Regions from separate parts of the Homo sapiens genome. Here region 1 is linked to region 2. A link is an interaction called in ENCODE POLR2A ChIA-PET data of the cell type or tissue named here. Cell type or tissue: CD4-positive, alpha-beta T cell. All regions are shown on one strand. Each heading gives the region's core, and the rest is flanking DNA. Links, peaks and the distances in the headings are about the cores only.

Region 1 (9,690 bases), core at 1,048-9,047, 82 kb before region 2:
TTTTTGCTTCAGGGAAATTAGTTAATACTCAACTATAAGCCATCCATGTTAAGTTTGTGTTGTTTTAGATTTAACTGTATAGGTGATTGAGCTGCATCTTTCTTTTTCTTTACCTTTTTTTTTCTTGATACATCGTCTTGGCTCTGTTGCCCACACTAGACTACAGTGGCGTGATCACAGCTCATGGAAGCCTTGACCTCCAGGGCTCAAGTGATCCTCCCACCTCAGCCTCCTGAGTAACAGGGACTACCATGCCTGGGTATTTTTATTTTATTTTTGGAGATGGAGTCTCGCTCTGTTGCCCAGGCTGGAGTACAGTGGTGTAATCTTGGCTCACTGCAACCTCCATCTTTCGGGTTCAAACGATTCTCCTGCCTCAGCCTCCCAAGAATCAGGGACAACAGATGTGTGCCACCATGCCTGGCTAATTTTTAGTAATTTTAGTAGAGACAGGGTTTCACCATGTTGGCCAGGCTGGTCTCAAACTCCTGACCTCAAGTGAGCCACCTGCCTTAGCCTCCTAAAGTGCTGGGATTACATGCATGAGCCACCATGCCCACGAATTTTTGAATTTATTATAGAGACAGTTTTGCCATGTTGCCCAGGCTGGTCTCGAGTTCTGGGGTCAGTGATTCACCTGCCTTGCCCTCCCAAAATGCTGGAATTAAAGGCATGAGCCACTGTGCCTGACCGGCTGCATCTTCTTCTTCTTTTTTTCTTTTTTTTAATTTTATTTGTTTGAAACAGGGTCTTGCTCTGTTGCCCAGGCTGGAGTGCAATGGTACAATAAGGCTCACTGCAGCCTCAACCTCCTGGGTTTAAGTGAGCCTCCTGTCTTAGACTCCCAAGTAGGTGGAACCACAGGCATGTGCCACCATGCCTGGCTACTTTTATTTTTTGTAGAGATGGGGTCTTGCCATGTTGCCCAAGCTGGTCTTACACTCCTGGGCTCAAGTGATCCTCCTGCCTCAGCTTCCCAAAGTGCTGGGATTATCAACATGAACCACCATGCCCAGCCAGCTGCATCTTTTTCAGCTTTTAATATTTACCTCTATTTTTTTATTTCTATAAAAACATGAAGGAAATCTTATTTAAAGATAATTATATATATTAGTAATAAGAAATGTCTATCTTACTATTAAAGATGTCTATCTCTGAGAAAATATATATATATATTTTTTTGAGATGGAGTCTCGCTCTGTCGCCCAGGCTGGAGTGCAGTGGTGCGATCTTGGCTCGCTGCATGCTCCGTCTCCCGGGTTCATGCCATTCTCCTGCTTCAGCCTCCTGAGTATCTGGAACTACAGGTGCCTGCCACCGCGCCCGGCTAATTTTTTGTATTTTTTAGTAGAGACGGGGTTTCACCGTGTTAGCCAGGATGGTCTTGATCTCCTGACCTTGTGATCCACCTGCCTCGGCCTCCCAGAGTGCTGGGATTACAGGCGTGAGCCGCCATTCCTGGCCAAAACAAAATATTTTAGAGAAAAATTTTAGAAACTTATGAGTTTGAATTAAAAAAATTACTCTTCCTTTTCAAATAGAAGCTTCACTTTGAATTTTATTTTTGGTCTTTATTTCAAAATATCTAAATATATGAAGCCATACTTGCAGTAGATTTCGTTTGGATTTCGTCTTACTCTTTTCTGGAATTCTGAAAATTAGTATTAAAGAATTCCAGGTCAAAAGGGAAAACATCTTAGAGGTTATTTAGTCTAATTCTCAAGGGAAAAGAATAATTCTTAGATGGTGTTCTTAAAACATTTTAACACTTTCTTATTCGTTTGACTGCACAAAGGAGCACCTTTATATTTGGCTGTAATACATCCAGTTAAGGCATAGGGATTGCTCTACCTTCATATTTATTTTTTAAATTTATCTTGGTTAACTAAATTAGAAATATACTGCCATTCCCATCTTTGTATCCTAACGCAATCCAAGGAATAACCTCTTCAGTAGATCTTAAAATTTTAGTGTCCTGTCAAATAGCCTCTTCAATTAATATATGTATTAATTTGAGGCAATGAATTTTCTTTCTTCTTTCTGTTTTTTTTTTTTGAGTCTCGTTCTGTCACCCAGGCTGGAGTGCAGTGGTGCGTTCTTGGCACACTGCAACCTCCACCTCCTGGGTTCGAGTGATTCTCCTGCCTCAGCTTCCCAAGTAGCTGGGATTACAGGCATGCGCCACCATACCCAGCTAATTTTTGTAATTTTAGTAGAGACAGGGTTTCACCATGTTGGCCAGGCTGGTCTTGAACTCCTGACCTCAAGTGATTCGGCTTCCCAAAGTGTTGGGATTACAGGCATGAGCCACAGCACCCAGCCAGCAATGGATTTTCTTTAAAAAAAAAATAAATAAATAAAATAAGGAAACTCTAACACTTAGGCTTAAATGGTGTGATACTTTCTATTGAAATGCCATTTTCCACTATTAAAACTTGTCTTTACAGTTCTACCCTCCCTTTAATATCTTGATGTAATAGGTGAACAAATGAGCATCTTTTGACTTCACAACTTACTCCTTTTTTTTGCTATCAGTGATTTTTGCTTGTTTTTCTTTTTCTTTTCTTTTTTTTGAGACACAGTCTGGCTTTGTTACAGGCTGGAGTGCGGTGGCACCATCTCAGCTCACTGCACCTTTGCCTTTTGGGCTCAAGCCATCCTCCCACTTCAGCCTCCCAAGTAGCTGGGACTACAGGTGTGAGTCACGATGCCCTGCTAGTTTTTATTTTGTTTTGTTTTGTTTTTTTTGAGACAGAGTCTCGCTGTGTTGCCCAGGCTGGAGTGCAGTGGCACAGTCTCGGCTCACTGCAACCTCCACTTCCCAGGTTCAAGCGATTCTCCTGCCTCAGCCTCCCAAGTAGCAGGAATTACAGGTGTCTGCTACCACGCCCTGCTAATTTTTGTATTTTTAGAAGAGATGGGGTTTCACCATGTTGGCCAGGCTGGTCTCAAACTCCTGAGCTCAAGCAATTCACCTGCCTCGGCCTCCCAAAGTGCTAGGATTATAGGTATGAGCTACCACACCTGGCCTTTTCTTGTTTTTCTGTAGATTGGGTAATATAATAGAAGCTGGTTGGCTTTGTCCCAAGGATACCCACCTTTACCTTCACATGCAGCCTGAGAAAGATAATTTTTTTCTTTCTTTTTTTTCTCGAATAGAGATGAGGTCTTGCAGTGTTGCCCAGGCTGGTCTCGAACTCCTGGCTTCAAGCAGTCCTTCTACCTTGGCCTCTCAAAGTGCTGGGATTGTAAGTGTAAATGACACTGCACTCAGCCAGATAATTTCCTGATGCTGTCCTCACTCTTTGTCCCCAAAGGAGAAATATACTTTGTATATATTTTTTAAAGCAAAAAATATAACTTTAGACATAATATATGAATAGAATAATTAATTTTAAGATGATTAAGGTTACAAGGTTTTAGTTCATTGATGAAACCTCAGAATTTATAGTTTAGAAACTTTGACCCGATAGATTGGTAGAAAATCTGATGATTGAATTTTTTAGTAAGTTTAGATTACATGCATATCTTAAGTAAAATGTGAAATATTTTAATTTATTTTTTTTTGAGGCTGGGTTTCACTGTGTTGCCCATGCTGGAATGTGCAGTGGCGCAATCTCCTGGGCTCAAGCAATTCTGTCACCTCAGCCCCTCAAGTAGCTGGGACCAGAAGCGCACATCACCACACCTGGCCAAAAATAAAATATATTTTTAGTATAGATGGGGTTTTGCCATGTTGCCCAGGCTGGTCTCGAACTCCTGGGCTCAAGCGATCTGCCCACCTTGGCCTTCCAAAGTGCTAGGATTATAGACATGAGCCACTGCACCCAGCCAGAAATATTTTAAATTCTTCAGGTAGCTTGTTTCCATCACTCTTGTTGTATGTTCAGCTTTATCACTCCTTTTTAGTCATATTGTTACCTCTTGTGGTTCCTCTTTTATTGCTGTTTGGTGTTATAAATGGCCTAAGTATGGTTAAGCTTTAAAATAAATAACAATTCTAGCATTTTCCCAGATTATTTTGTTTATTTATTTTTGATATAGGGTATCACTCTGTTGTCCAGCCTGGAGTGCAGTGACTTCATCTGAGCTCACTCTAGCCTTGACCTCCTGGGCTCAAGCCATCCTCCCACCTCAGCTGGGACTCTTGCCATCACACCTGGCCAGCTTTTAAAAAACAATTTTATGTAGAGATAGGGTCTTGCTGTGTTGCCAGGTTGGTCTTGAACTCTTGGGTTCAAGGAATCCTCCTACCTCAGCTATTGTAATTTTTAAATTTAGGAATTTTCAGTCATTTTATTGCCTTTGAAACTGTATAGGAAGTTATTTTTCAGACATCAGCATTTTTGTAGCAAACAAAATTATTTTGTTATATCACAATGTTTAAGAATATTTATTATCATCTTAGGTTAGAATTAAAATAGCATATTTTTAGGAAAGTTCTTTTTGTCTGACAGTTTAGAGCAGATCCAAATATGAAATGTGAGTAATAATATAATTCTTATACAGTTATTTTGGAGTAAATATATTTGTGAAAAACTGAAAAAAAAAAATTGTGAATTCCAAGATTTCTGTCAATCTGAATTTGCAGCTTGTTTGTACACTGTAGTTTCTGCCCATTGAGGAGAATATGTTTTGAGGACGATGTTCACAGCATCACACAGTGTCACTTTTATGAGGACCCATGGGGAAATTTCTCTCAGGTCTCAGTACCAGAAAAAGCTGTACTTCTGAGCAACTGGTTTGTTTTTATTTTATGGACACTGAGAATCTTTGTTTTCCCCTTTGCTTTGGCCACTAAGAGTCTCAGAACTAAATTTGTGGCCTACTTGTAGCAATTGTACAGGATTTTGTGGCATGCATTTATATACTAATACTGCTAGCCTTAGCTTATATTTTATCTTTATTTTCTCTGACTTCATTTATTTTTATCCTGTTTATGTGTGTGTATGTATATATATGCCTCTATATCTTCATCCTTTTAATGATTCAATGTGTTGGATATGCATGTGTGACAGTATGTGTATATATATTTACATACAGATGCCCACACATACATGTATACATGTGATTGTGTGTGTGTGTGTATATTTATAAGCAACTTCAAATACTTTGCAAAAAATGAGATATAAATAAATAGTGCAAGAGTACTCGTATTACTAATTTCAGCCTTTAATCCGTAAAGAAAGTCTGTGATTGCTTTTAAATCATCAGTAGTTTTGCAACAAGTTAACCATGCCTTTGGTCAGTGTTTCTAGTATTACACATTTCATCTTGAACATGATTTTTATGTTTTTGTTTTAGAAAAGGGAGACCCTTATGTTTGAAAAAGATTGTGCCACTAAACTAAAGGAGAAGCAGCTCTTTAAGATATTTCCAGCCATTAACCAAAATTTTCTGGTGGACATTTTCAAGGACCACAAGTGAGTGCTAGAAGGATTGTCTGTAGTTTCTACTCTGATGTCACTGAAAGCATATGCCATGTTTATTTTTCTGATAACAAAAATAATGTAAGTCTACAGTAGTCTCTCCTAATCTGTGGGTATTATTCCAAGACCCACAGTGGGTGCATGAAACCACGAATATAGCTAAACCCTCTATATACCCTCTATATACTATGTTTTTTTCCTATAAATAAGAATTGATTTACAAATTAGGCACAGTAAAAAATTAACAACTATAACTAACAATAAAATAGAACAATTATAACAATATATTGTAATATAAGTTATGTAAACATGGTCTCTCTCTCTGTGTCTCAAAATACAGTTGTCCTTCAGTATCTGGGAGATTGGTTACAGGACAGAAAATCTTTACCATTATTGTTTCTGAGTTTTATGTTTTATTTAGGGAGTCTGTTATGTCCTAATATTATAAAAATTTTTCTTTATTATTTTAAATGTCTACCTTTTTATGTATGTGGTATGAGGTAGAGATTTATAAATGAGCTAGAGATTTAACTTGTCTTTCCAAATGACTAACCAAATGAATGGATCATCTTTGCCCACTTATATAAAACATAACCAGTAATTCTACATCTCCAAATATATATTTTAAGGACTTTAATTCCATTGAGCTATTTGTTAGATCCTGAGTTGCCACCGTGTTGTTTTAATTATTGTAGTGTTATGTTAGGTATATCAGGAATGCTCTGGTTTGAAAAATACATACTTTTGATCATGTATTTTTCTTAAATTCTTCACAAGAGCTTGTTTTAAATAGGTACTTTTTGAGAATCTTTTGAGAATCTAATATAGATTTTGATCTTTAGTTTATTAATATATTTCATATCAATCACAATAATGGATTTCTGGAATAAAACCTACTTTACTTTCAGATTTTTTTTTTTTCCTTTAATGCAGGTAGGAATTGATTTACTAATTCATTGGTATTTTTACAATAGTAATGAAATGGTGTTGGTCTGTGATTTTTTTTTTTCTGTTCCTGGGCTATTTTTGTCAGATTTTGGTTTCAGTGTTTTATTTGGTGTCAGGCTTAATAAAATAAACTGGCAGCCCGCCATTTTTCCCTCTGCTGTGGAAAGTTTAAAGAACTTAGTACCTTGAAGGTTCTGGGCTTGTACCTTCTCAGAGAGAGAATCTTGGTTTATTGGTCAAAGTCTATTTTATGCTGTCTTATCATTTATTTTTTACTGATATCTTTCTCTTAAAATTTGTTAGTATATTTTCAACTCTGGTTAGTTTATTTCCTTTCAGTCTTTAATAACATACATTTAAGGTATGAATTTTTCTCTATATGTTTTGATTTTGATACATATTTTAATTTTCATTATTTTCTAAATCTCAAATTTTAGTTTGATTTTCTGTTTACCCTGGAATTTCTTTCTCCTTTTTTTTGAAACAGAGTCTCACTTTGTCTCCCAGGCTGGAGTGCAGTGGCACCATCGTGGCTCACTGCAGCCTCCGCCTCCCGGGTTCAAGTGATTCTCCTGCCTCAGCCTCCTAAGTAGCAGGGATTACAGGCGCACACCACTACGCCTGGCTAATTTTTGTATTTTTAGTAGAGACAAGGTTTCACTATGTTGGCCAGGCTGGTCTCGAACTCCTGACCTCAGCTGATCCACCCACCTTGGCCTCCCAAAGTGCTGGGATTACAGGCGTGAGCCACCTCCCCTGGCCAATTTTTAAGGCATATAAAAACATGAGTGAATTTTATGTTTAGACTTGGACCCCATTCCCAAGATACCTCATTATGTATATACAGATATTCCAAAATTTGGAAAGATCTGAAATCTCAGCCACTTCTGATTCCAAGTGTTTCAGATGAGGAGTAGTCAACATATACTTTTTTGTGTGTGTGTGTTTGTGTGAGACAGGATCTTGCTGTTGCCCAGGCTGGAGTGCAGTGGCACGATCTTGGCTCATTGCAGCCTTGACCTCCTAAGCTCAAGTGATCCTCCCACCTCTGCCTCCCAAGTAGCTGGGACTATAGACACGTGCCACCACGCCTGGCTAGTTTTTGTATATTTTTTGTAGAGATGGAGTTTCACCATGTTGCCCAGGCTGGTCTTGAACTCCTGAGCTCAAGGGATTCTTCCCCTATTGGCCTCCCAAAGTTCTGGGATTACAGGTGTGAACCACCGTGCCCAGCCCAGTCTGTACTTAAGAATATTTATTCTCTGCTGAGTGTGCAGAGTTCTAAATATGTCACCTAAATCAAATCTTTAAAAGTAGTATTCCAATCCCTAATTTTCTTATTTATTTTTGCTACCTAACTTGCTATTTTCTGAGAGTTTTGTGTTAAAATCTCCCAGATGCCAGAGGTTGATGCTAGCATATGGCCACTCCTGTTCTATGAGTACCTAGAGCAAGAGGCCTGAGGTGAAATAGCTCAGAGTTGTGCTTCCCCAGGCAAAGGAGGGGGCTGGGTGTGTCCTTCTGGGGATGGTCAGTGATTGGTCAGCCAGGGCCCTCATGTTAGGTGGCTGATTGCCTCCATTTGTCTGCCAACGGCTGGCTGATTCTCTCAGCTAGCAGTAGGTTCAGCTTCATCCTGGTAAGAAGGGTAGGTGAGCTCAGTTACTACAGTATGTGCTTGAGGTGTAATCTTCTAGGGCTGTTTGCCTCAAACAACATCAGGGCTGGAGACTGACTTCCAGCAGGTGAGTGATTTTAAGGCCTAGAAAGGATGTGGATAATTGTTGGTAGCATCCAGCCCCTAATACTGATATCCTTTGTGTTGAGCATATCTGAGGCAGCAAGATGAGAGGGGAAGTGGAACTGGTAGTTGCACATGGCTTCCTTTCAAGGGTTGTCTTTAATAAATTGAAGAATAGCAAAATACCACATTATTTTGGATAATTAGTTTACCAAATTTCTTTCCCTTTTGCTTTCTTGCTTCTTTCTTTCTTTCTCTCTTTCTTCCTTCCTCCCTTCCTTCCTTCCTTTCTCTCTCTCTCTCTCTCTTTCTTTCTTTTTTATTTTATTTTATTTTATTTTTTATTATTATACTTTAAGTTTTAGGGTACATGTGCACAATGTGCAGGTTAGTTACATATGTATACATGTGACATGCTGGTGTGCTGCACCCACTAACTTGTCATCTAGCATTAGGTATATCTCCCAATGCTATCCCTCCCCCCTCCCCCCACCCCACAAGAGTCCCCAGAGTGTGATGTTCCCCTTCCTGTGTCCATGTGTTCTTATTGTTCAATTCCCACCTATGAGTGAGAATATACGGTGTTTGGTTTTTTGTTCTTGCGATAGTTTACTGAGAATGATGATTTCCAATTTCATCCATGTCCCTACAAAGGACATGAACTCATCATTTTTGATGGCTGCATAGTATTCCATGGTGTATATGTGCCACATTTTCTTAATCCAGTCTATCATTGTTGGACATTTGGGTTGGTTCCAAGTCTTTGCTATTGTGAATAGTGCTGCAATAAACATACGTGTGCATGTGTCTTTATAGCAGCATGATTTATAGTCCTTTGGGTATATACCCAGTAATGGGATGGCTGGGTCAAATGGTATTCCTAGTTCTAGATCCCTGAGGAATCGCCACACTGACTTCCACAGTGGTTGAACTAGTTTACAGTCTTTCTTTCTTTCTTTTCTTTCTTTCACAGAGTTTGCTCTTGTTGTTCAGGCTGGAGTGCAGTGGCACCATCTCGGCTCACTGCAACCTCTGCCTCCTGAGTTCAGGCAATTCTCCTGTCTCAGCCTCCCAAGTAGTTGGGATTACAGGCGCCCGCCACCATGCCCGGCTAATTTATTTTTGTATTTTTAGTAGAGACAGGGTTTCACCATGTTGGCCAGGCTGATCTTGAACTCCTGACCTCAGGTGATCCACCTGCCTCGGCCTCCCAAAGTGTTGGGATTACAGGCGTGAGCCACCATGTCTGCCTAGTTAACCAGATTTCAAAAAATATTCGTATATGGTCAGTTCCTCAGTATCTGGCCAATGGAAGAGGTGAGAGACATAAATAGTGTGAAATACTGAGCAGCATATAATTTTTTTGAATGATTTTCTTTAGATATTGGAACGTGAGTGTGTCAGACATTTGTTGATTTGTAGAATTTCATTCTACAGATAATATAGTATCACCGTCAAGATATGACTGAATAATGCAGGGATGAGAGGTAGGGTAGTGCTTAAGTTTTTCTTTTCTGTATCCCTGCTTAGAATTTGACTAAAATCCCATGGTAAAAGTAAATGTAGAATTTG
Region 2 (9,690 bases), core at 963-8,962:
GTTCATAGTCTTTGACCATGTTTAAGAATTATTCCTAAGACAACAACGCAAGGTGTTTTATTATAAAAGCAAGACTTCTCAACACAATGGTGTCTGCTAATAATAGAGAAACCAAGAAACAACTTAAAATGCCCAACAGAAATGTATAAGGTGATAAAGGTGACAAAGTGAGACCCTGTCTCAAAAAATATATACATATAATATTTGTATTTATAATATAAAAAGGCCTATATATGTATTCTTATACATGAATTCAGAATATGGAGGTAAATAAATATGTTAGAAATTATCTAGTGTGTGATAAGATTACATGATTTAAAATGTTTTTCATTTTTTCCTGTCTTTTTTATAAGTAGCATATATTGTTTGTATATAAAAAAGGCCAATAATCCTTATTAACAGAATGTCAGTTTTTGGTGTGAGGTTAATAAAGAAATTAGTTAAAATGATTCTGACATGAGAGTTTTTTCTGACATTTTGAAAGAAACCTAATGCTTTGAAAGCCCTAAGTCTATAATTAAATTGTATCTAATAAAATTTAGAGGCTCTTTAGATTTAGAGGGATTTTGAGTTTCTCAAAGCATAGAAAACGACTTTTAGTGAGAGATGTTGGAATTATCAGTTAAGTTTGTGAGTGGTTTCTGTTTTTAAAATATGAGATAATTAGCATTAGCTAGTATCAGGCTTTAAGCAAAATATAAAATATTCAAGTGATGAATACAGACGATTATTTCTACATTTTAACCTGTAAAAAGGTTCCCAAAGAGATTTTTTTTTCTTTTTTCTTTTAGTGAGACAGGATGTCACTCTGTTGCCCAGGCTAGAGTGCAGTGGCATGATGATGGCTCACTGCACCTTCCACCTCCTGGGGTCAGGTGATTCTCCCACCTCAGCCTCCCGAATTGCTGGGACTACAGGAATGCACCACCATGCCGGCTAAGTTTTGTATTTTTTTGTAGAGATGGGGTTTCACCATGTTGCCCAGACTGGTCTTGAATTCTTCAAGCATATTCACCCACCTCGGCCTCCCAAAGTGCTGGGATTACAGGCCTGAGCCATGGCGCCCAGTCAAGAGATCCTTTAAGAAGCACATTTTCCTTATGCATCTTAAATATTCAATTAGAAAAGAATTGACTTTCAAATATTTTGAAAGACATATCTTCTAGGTAAATCATAAATATATTCATTCTGTGTAAAGTAGGAAAATAAAGGAAAATTACCTTGTATCTTTTCATGGCCATTTCTCTACACAGTAATACCAAATATCTAAAAGTTTGTTAATTCAAAATGCCAAATATTAGTTGGAATATCATATAACTCTTTGAAAAGTTGATTCGTTTAGTGAAAAAGACTTTTCCTCTTAAACGGAGTGAAATCTCGTGTCTGATTTGTGTAATATTCCTGATTACATTGTGTGCGTGTGTGTGTGTGTGTGTGTGTGTGTGTGTGTGTTTCTGTGTTTCTTTCCGGCTTGGTTTAACAATAATTCATGATCATAAGAGGACAGCTATTGCTTGTAATGAACCCAGCTGATCAATGAACAATGCTTTGTATAACAATTGTGTAATTGAAAGTGATACAATACCTACCAACGGGGACTTAAAGCAACCAGGATTCATTTCTCCACGTAACAGGAATTCGGAGGTCTGCGTTTCCGGCCCTGGGCCAATGGCTCAATAAGACTGCCTGCCATTTTGTTGTCTTTTGTCATGGCTGCACGATGATTGCTGCAGCTTCTAGCCATGTACTCCATTCAAGACGCACGGGAAGGTTGGGGTGGAAAGGAGGATGAGTTGGCAGTGGTTGTCTCATTTTCCAGGAAACCAAGAATTTTCCCGGAGGCCTCCCAGATATCAGCTTCCGTGTCATTGGTAGAACTAGGTTACACAGCCACTCCAGCTGCCGTGAAGGTGGGAAACAGGAAATAGACTTATTATTAACAATTCCCTTAGAGCATACATTCCTAACAGGCAGGGTGGGTGGGTGTGGGGAACATGGTGGAGAATAGGGTGAGGGTTGTGGTGGGGCGTAGATGGGGTGGTGCTGTTGATATCATCCCTTAAGGGAAGGATATTGCTTTTGTGGGAGGGAAAAGGCAGGAAAAATATCCCACTCTATATGTATAAAGCACAGTTATACATACAGCATATATGCAGACATATAATTTGTCTATGGTATTAAAATTTCATGCATGGGGCAATTAGGAAAAAAGCGTCTAAAAATGCTCTTAGGGAGATGATGTTGAAAAAAAGTTGAGAAATACTGGGCTAGACCAAACATGATCCATTGCCTGAAGCTTACGTATTATCTATTACTGATGACAAAGAGAGGCACAGGTATGGAGTGGCAAACTAACAATGCGTGCCGTAGAGAATGTCATACATTAAATTAATGAACAGCTTACTTTATGTTGTAATTGTTGTTGGTCTTCTCTCATTGTACTGTAAACATCTTAAAAGTGGGAACTGTGTCTTATTTCGATGTATATCTTTGTATATTAGCACACTAGTCCCTCAAGAGGTATGTTTTGTAAGTTGAATGGAACAAACAACATTTTATTTAACATATACTTTATTTCTATTTTTTTTAAATTTTATTTATTTATTTATTTTGAGACAGCCTCTCTCTTTCTCACCGAGGCCAGAGTGCAGTGGTGCAATCTCAGCTCACTGCAACCTCTGCCTCCTGGGCTCAAGAGATTCTTGTGCCTCAGCCTCACAAGTAGCTGGGATTACAGACGTGTACCACCATGCCTGGCTAATTTTTTTGTTGTTGTATTTTTAGCAGAGACGGGCTTTCACTATGTTGGCCAGGCTGGTCTTGAACTCCCGGCCTCAAGTGATCCGCCTGCCTCGGCCTCCCAAAGTGTAATGTTGATTATTTTTAATGGCAAAAATGAAGTGATGCAGGAAGACATTTAAGCGTCATAGGTGATGTCTTGGGGGTAGTTTCACAGGATTTTTAGCGAGCTGTTTGATTGCTCTTATGTGGATGGTACAAAGACCAAAAGAGGTTTTGCAAACAGTGGAGTCATAAATGATTGTGCATGAGATAATTAGTTCTGATAGTTCCGTTAGTTTGTTTGTAAGAGATGAAAAGGAAATAAAATGGAAAAAGAGAGAAGATTTGTTTTGTTTTGTTTTACTTTTTAGCTGGATTGTTTTTTCTGTGCCTAAGCTGCTTCAGTTGTAAAATGGGAATTATAATGTCAAAATCCTTCCTTCTCGAATTGTGATGGTCAAATGAAAAGCTGTCTGAGAAAGCTGCCCCGAGCTGTCTAACAGTATTCCTCCAGCTGGACTATGCTTCTGAGTCATCCGATGCTTTAAAAATACATCTTCCCAGGAAAACATTGTAAACAACTCCCAGGGTACATAATGATTTAGATGATTAAATTTGGAGGCTGCCCTGACTTCACTACCCTGGGCCTCAACTGCTTTATAAATTATGAATACAGATACTTCCTAGGACTGTAGGGTGGATAGCAAATGAAGCGAATTAACTGCCAAATCCTTCCTTAACATCTTCGTTATGATCAATATTATGAACCTAGGCAATCTTCATCCATACATTGGACACTTGACCTTGGGATGGATTAGACTTCCTCAGTTTCCTTTGTCCTCTGTGCAAAATCTAGAATATTGCCAGCCTATCGTCAGAGTGCAACACGTTTGAGGAATTATTGCATGATTGATATTGTTGAGAGTTCAGATTAATGTCACTTCAGATAATCCACAGATGACATGGAAAACTGGTGGGCTACCGGTGCTATTTGAAGTCAACGAGGGCTTGCACTTAGCTGGGAATGGGCGAGAGAATAGGATTAATGCCCAGGAAGATATATCTTCTGATCCTCACCTCTCTTTTGTATATAGGTGATTTTTTAAAAAACTTCCTTCTCCTCCAATCAAAACTGGCTTTGAGGAAAGAATGGGACTGGATGCACATTTGTGTAAACATGCTAATGGTAAAAAAAAGTCTTTACCTTTCAGGGATATTTGCATTTCAACAAAGTACCAAACCTCAAGAGAAAGGGCTGCTCCAAGGATGGAAGATATATTTGGTAGGGAGAGGACTTTTTATCACCCTTGATTCACTCCATGTAAGCAGGGACCTTCTGGTAAGATGCTCCCTGATGGGGACTTGTTGGATGCTGGCCGTGCCAGCTGGCTGAAACCCCCAGGGTCAGACTTCCTTGCAGGGGATCCTTATCATGTGGATGGCAGCCACTGCTGATAGATTGGGGAACTGCTTCCTTTGCCATCTCCCTATAGGGAAGGTTCCCCTAAACTGAGTCCCTAATAATCTCAGAGCGAGACGTGTGCTGTGGGGATCTTATCATCTTATCAGATTTTTCTAAACTATAGTCCTTCTTAGAAGTGAGAGGCCCAGAACACTCTACTTTATGCAGGAATAGCAGAGATGACTCATGGTTGGGAAGACACTAGAATTCAGCCAGGAGAATATCATTAAAAGAGGGAGAAGGGAAAACAGACTTTTTGTGTGGTACAAAAACAAAACCCTCTGTATCATTATGTGAACAACGGTGCAAAAAAGAGGAGACACAGTTTACCCATGGGTAGCTAACTATGATAGTGAAAGTTGCCTTGAACCTTGTTTTAGAAAAATGGCAAGTGTGGGTCTCACTCTTCTAGTTCCTGACTTCTCTCTCTCTCTCTCTCGTTTCTCTTTTTTTTTTTTTCTCTCTCTCTCTCTCTCACACACACACCCATCTTGGGCCAGGTTTGTAAAGCCTCATGGGAAATGGAACACGGAAGAGTCTTCTGGGAGGTTTTAAAATTTAATTTTAGTCAGATTTAGTAAGATTTCTTCATACAAAACAAAACAAAAATTCTCTAAAAAAAATCCTTGTTAGGGTCTGGTTAAGACAACTAATAACAACAGATGTGAGGGCATAGTTCCTAGTTACCAAAGAATCGCTCTGGTGAGAGAGGAGTGGAGGCAAAAATTCCAGATGGTACCTGGGTAGCGATTGCACTCAGATGGGTCATCTGAGGACAGCTGCCCTAGACCGCTGCTCCTGAGCCTCTCCATTGTAATTTTCCTTCTTCTAGTTCCTTTTTAAAAATTTTTCTTTTTTGTTGAGATAGAGTCTTGCTCTGTCTCCCAGGCTGGAGTGCAGTGGCATGATCCCCAGTCACTGCAACTTCCGCCTCCCAGGTTTAAGTGATTCTCCTGCTCAGCCTCCTGAGTAGCTGGGATTACAGGTGTGTGCCACCACGCCCGGCTAATTTTTGTATTTTTAGTGGAGACAGGGTTTCACCATGTTGGCCAGACTGCTCTCAAACTCCTGTGCTCAAGTGATCTGCCCGCCTCAGCTTCCCAAAGTGTTGGGATTACAGGTGTGAGCCACTGTGCCTGGCCTAGTTCCTTTATTTTAAAAGCTTAAATGCATGAAGCATACAGTACTGTGAAGACTTGCTTGATGTGATGCAGGTTCCTTAATCTCCTCCTTTGCTATTTGGTTCGCAGATGGTGGTACGGGTGGCACTTTGGGGAAGGCGGGGCGGAAGGAAGCTTTCTGATGAATGTTTGCACAGTATACGAGAAGGTTACAAGATATGGGCATCATGCACAGGTGGCGAGGTGGTTAGAGAAAGGTAGATGGTGTTTGGGGATTACCCTCTGGTACATTTCAATTCACTTTGGGGTTATGAGATTTCAGAAGGTTAGCTAATGCTTACGTCCTGGGGTGGGCTCTTTTGTATTTCTTTGTTGTCTCTTTTTTATTTTTTAGAGACAGAGTTTTACTATATTGCCCAGACTGGTCTCAGACTCCTGGCCTCAAGCGATCCTCCCACCTCAGCCTCTGAGTTACAATTGTCTCTTGAAAGTAATTTCAGGTAGGCTTGGGGCTACCAAGGCAAGCCTAGGGAAGCCTACTACATGAAGAGGATTAGAGTCCTCTGGAGAAGTTGGATTCATATGAAGAGATACTAATCAGAAAGTTGGGAGTTAGTCATCCATGGAAAACAGGCATGTTTGAGAATCATATTCTGGCAGTGCCCATCCATGCATTATCAGTGGAGAGAGAACCTTGGCTAATGGACTTCCCCAGTTTTGATCCCATGGATAAGACCATGGGGGAGAGGGTAAGGCTTAGGCTAATGCATATTCTTGGATCATTCAGTCACCTCCTTCCACTCTGAGTCCCTGTTGACCAGGGAATGTCTTGGTGTCATAGCTTGGCTTTCCAATGGCTCTCCCCGTGGGGAAAGAATACACAGGCTGTGTTGATGGTATTCTAGTCCTGACGAGAGCTGCGTTTCTCATGGTCAGCAAATGAATTGGCATCCGATATATAAGCAAATCTTGTGACTGTAAAGTCATATACTTTCTTGTTAGTTGAGGGAATCAGATTTCTGAGGGTAAGAGGTGAAGCCAAGAACATGGCAAATTCATTATCTTGATAAAAACTACCCGGTAAGGCTGCCCATTTTCTTTCAAACTGCAACACCATATGTCCAGCGAGGTTCCTCTTACGAGACATCAGGGGTATCAGGAGTGGGTGCCAAGCTGGAGTCCTGAGAATGAGGGAAATAGGAGACCATGAGTTTTGAGCACCACCGCAATTTCTCTTCTCCTTTTGTCCCTCTTGCTTTAGGTAGTAATGCATGCCTTAAGATAATAAAAGGTCTGTCTTTGTGGGCTCTTCATTGCCATAGAAAAATGATTGGTATGAGTTTCCCAAGGCCTCGGATAAAAATATTTCTTCAGAGAGGGTTTTGAAAACTTATGCCAGTTACCTGGGTGGACTCCAATCTTTCAAGCACTGTGTGTCTTTTCCTGGTCCTCCCTCGCTCCCTCCTTCCTTTCCTTCCTTCTCTAAACAGAGTCTAAGGTAATGCCCCTCTCCAGTTTCTTGGGATAGGGAAGGGGGTGGAATTACTTCTGACTCACCCTTACCCTTATGGTGTACCCTTTGGGGTTCTGGCTAAAATATATGTATTGGGAAGTGGGACGCAGTGGCTCACGCCTGTAATCCCAGCACTTTGGGAGGCCAAGGCGGGTGGATCACTTGAGGTCAAGAGTTCAAGACCAGCCTGGCCAACACCCATCTCTACTAAAAATGCAAAAATTAGCCTGGTGTGGTGGTGCATGCCTGTAATCCCAGCTACTCAGGAGACTGAGGCATGAGAATCGCTTGAACCTGGGAGGTGGAGAGGGTGGTGAGCCAAAATCACGCCACTGCAGTCCAGCCTGGGTGACAGAGCGAGACTCTGTATCAAAAAACAAACAAATAAGTAAAATATATATATTGGGGTCCATTAGTTTTTCCACCCTGGGTGGACTCTGACCTTTGACTTCTGTCATCCTTGCCCCATGAAGCCATCGGAACTGCAGCTCGTTTTCCGCTTTTTCATCGCCATTTCTTTCAGCTGACAAATGCTGTTTACCTCACTGGCTTCTCCTTTATTCTTAGGTTTTGGCCTGACAGTTGCTATTTTTTTTTTTTTTTTTAGCTCTTTGATACTTTTAAGAAAATGGTTTTTAGGCCATGCACAGGGGCTCATGCTTGTAATCCCAGAACTTTGGGAGACCGAGGTGGGTGAATTGCTTGAGCTCAGGAGTTTGAGACCAGCCTGGCCAACATGGTGAAACCCCGTCTCGATTAAAAATACAAAAACTAGCCGGGCGTGGTGGCAGGTGCCTGTAATCCCAGCTACTCCAGAGGCTGAGGCAGGAGAATTGCTTCAACCCGGGAGGCAGAGGTGGCAGTAAGCCGAGATCGCACCACTGCACTCCAGCCTGGGCGACACAGTGAGACTCCATCTCAATAAAAAAAAAGAAACAAAAAATAAAAACATAAGGACTTTTGACAAAAATATGATTCTTTAGGCAAGAGGTTTATTTCTCTAAGTGTCAGTTTCTCTGAAAACTTTGAGGATTGGATTGGATATAAATTTCCCCAAGCACAATGTGTGTACCAATGGTGGGAAACAAGATCTTTTTAGGGCAAGCATTTAAAAAATGTTTTTAGTAGGTATATGTTTCTTTGAATGTTTTCAGAAAAAAATTATAAGTGACAATCAAATCTATGATTTCATCTATTTAATTGCTTAGGACAAGGCCATATGAGTTCACTTAGAGTTGATTTTTAAAACATACCACATAAATGATAGTTCAAATATGGTTATCAGATGACTGAAATTTGGGGGCAGGATTAGAAGATGATCTTTCAGATTTTGACTAACTTGACTATTCTGGTCTCAATGACGAAAGGAAACAAGTTCCCATAAGTCATTACAGTGGAATCCAATGATATTATCCAAGAAACCAATATTCCTAGGATCTTAGTTCTCCTAGAAATCTTTCTAGCATGCTGAGCAGGATGGGTTGGACACAGTCCAAATCACTGGAATATTACAAATTTAAAAAATTGTTTTGAGTGGTGTGTGAAAGAGACCTGCTCTGAGGACTTCTAGAATGAGTGAGAAGGGAACTTACAGACCTACTGAGACTTGCTCCTCTGTCAGATGTGGCAGGAGGGTCGGGGTCTTGGAGTTGTTCAAGTAATTTCATCAGTTAGGGGTTAATCCTGACCCAGGATCCAGTCCTGCTGGGCCATACTTTCTTAAAGTGACTATCCAGTGACACTAGCAAATGTTACCTCTTCCCGGGAAGAAATGACAGGATGTGTTTGTATTTTCTTTTACAAAGGATCATGCGATTTTATTTTTACTTTTTTTTTGTTATAGAAGTGGTATATGTCTGTGAAGGAAACTCAGAAAACATAGATAAGCACACACAAAAAATTTGTAATTGCACCAGTATGAGCATTGTTAAAATCTTAGTATAGTTTCTTACTTTTTTCCTCTCTCTATTTTTACTAAAAAATCAGGATTACGTTGCACATACCGATTTGAACTTGCCTTTCTTTGATCCATATAACAATGTTGTCACATACTTTTCCCCACATTATTAAATATTGTTCTACAATAGTAAGGAATTCAATGATAAAAGAGGCATATTGTCTTCCTCCCACCTTATACAAGTTATTTTGTGTGGCAGCTTGACTTGTATTTTAGAAGTAGAGACAAATTAAGGCAAAAATAAATAGAAATGGCAAATTAATTCCACAAGGAGTGTGTTTTCTGAAAGTCCCTGCTGCTAGAAACGGAATTAGGATTATGCCTCCTGGTTTCAAACATGTCGATAATAGCTGTGTGTGCTACTCGAGTGGCGTCAAAGATGGATGTCCAACTCCATATTGGAGCTGTGGGTAACCTAGTGACAGCCACAAATCACCCTTCTAAGAGCAGATGGTCAGGGAGCACCTTTCCAGTTTAGAGCATATACCAGTTGCTCTCCTGATGGACATCTGGTCCATGATATTTGACTGTTTTAAGGTATGGAGTGCTTTGTACAAGGTACAAAACTTCTGTCCTTGGTATGAACATTTGGGAGGCAAGTGAGTGATAATGACCCACGGCTGCCTTTTTGTCCGGCAAAGCACGAGGATGCTTTGGAGAACGGAAGGATTTCATCGAGTCCAAAGGACACTCACCTCTAGGCCTCTCAGCCTCCTTGGCCACGTGGTTGTTCTGCTACTGAGAGTCTGCAGATGAGCTGGTGGTTTCTCCAAGCTTCCGAGAGCTCTCTCAGGTATTTATTATATGCACGTTCTGTCTACAATGACCAGTGGACTCTAAACTGGGCTGGAACATG

Evidence for each region. ChIA-PET counts read pairs that join two places held together with the same protein. Peaks named below come from ENCODE experiments on the same cell type or tissue, not always from the same donor. Only the 100,000 strongest peaks of a DNase experiment are listed, where the experiment ranks them.
Region 1: POLR2A ChIA-PET joins it to region 2 with 12 read pairs; 3 of 35 experiments call an interaction of 5 or more read pairs at or near these places.

The regions. Positions count from the first base shown.
Region 1 is chr4:40,126,497-40,136,186 of GRCh38, forward strand. N4BP2 (NEDD4 binding protein 2) reads left to right here. Exons shown (of 18, transcript NM_018177.6): 13 at 5,305-5,423. Among named protein-coding and RNA genes, the nearest start is that of RHOH, 66 kb to the right of the region's middle. In CD4-positive, alpha-beta T cell, for the core only: no CTCF peak of the experiment used is centred there; no DNase peak of the experiment used is centred there.
Region 2 is chr4:40,208,672-40,218,361 of GRCh38, forward strand. All of the region lies in intron 1 of RHOH (ras homolog family member H), which reads left to right. Among named protein-coding and RNA genes, the nearest start is that of RHOH, 16 kb to the left of the region's middle. RefSeq lists an enhancer at 4,731-4,780. In CD4-positive, alpha-beta T cell, for the core only: no CTCF peak of the experiment used is centred there; a DNase peak (open chromatin) is centred at 5,570; H3K4me3 peaks cover 4,649 bases; H3K27ac peaks cover 7,187 bases.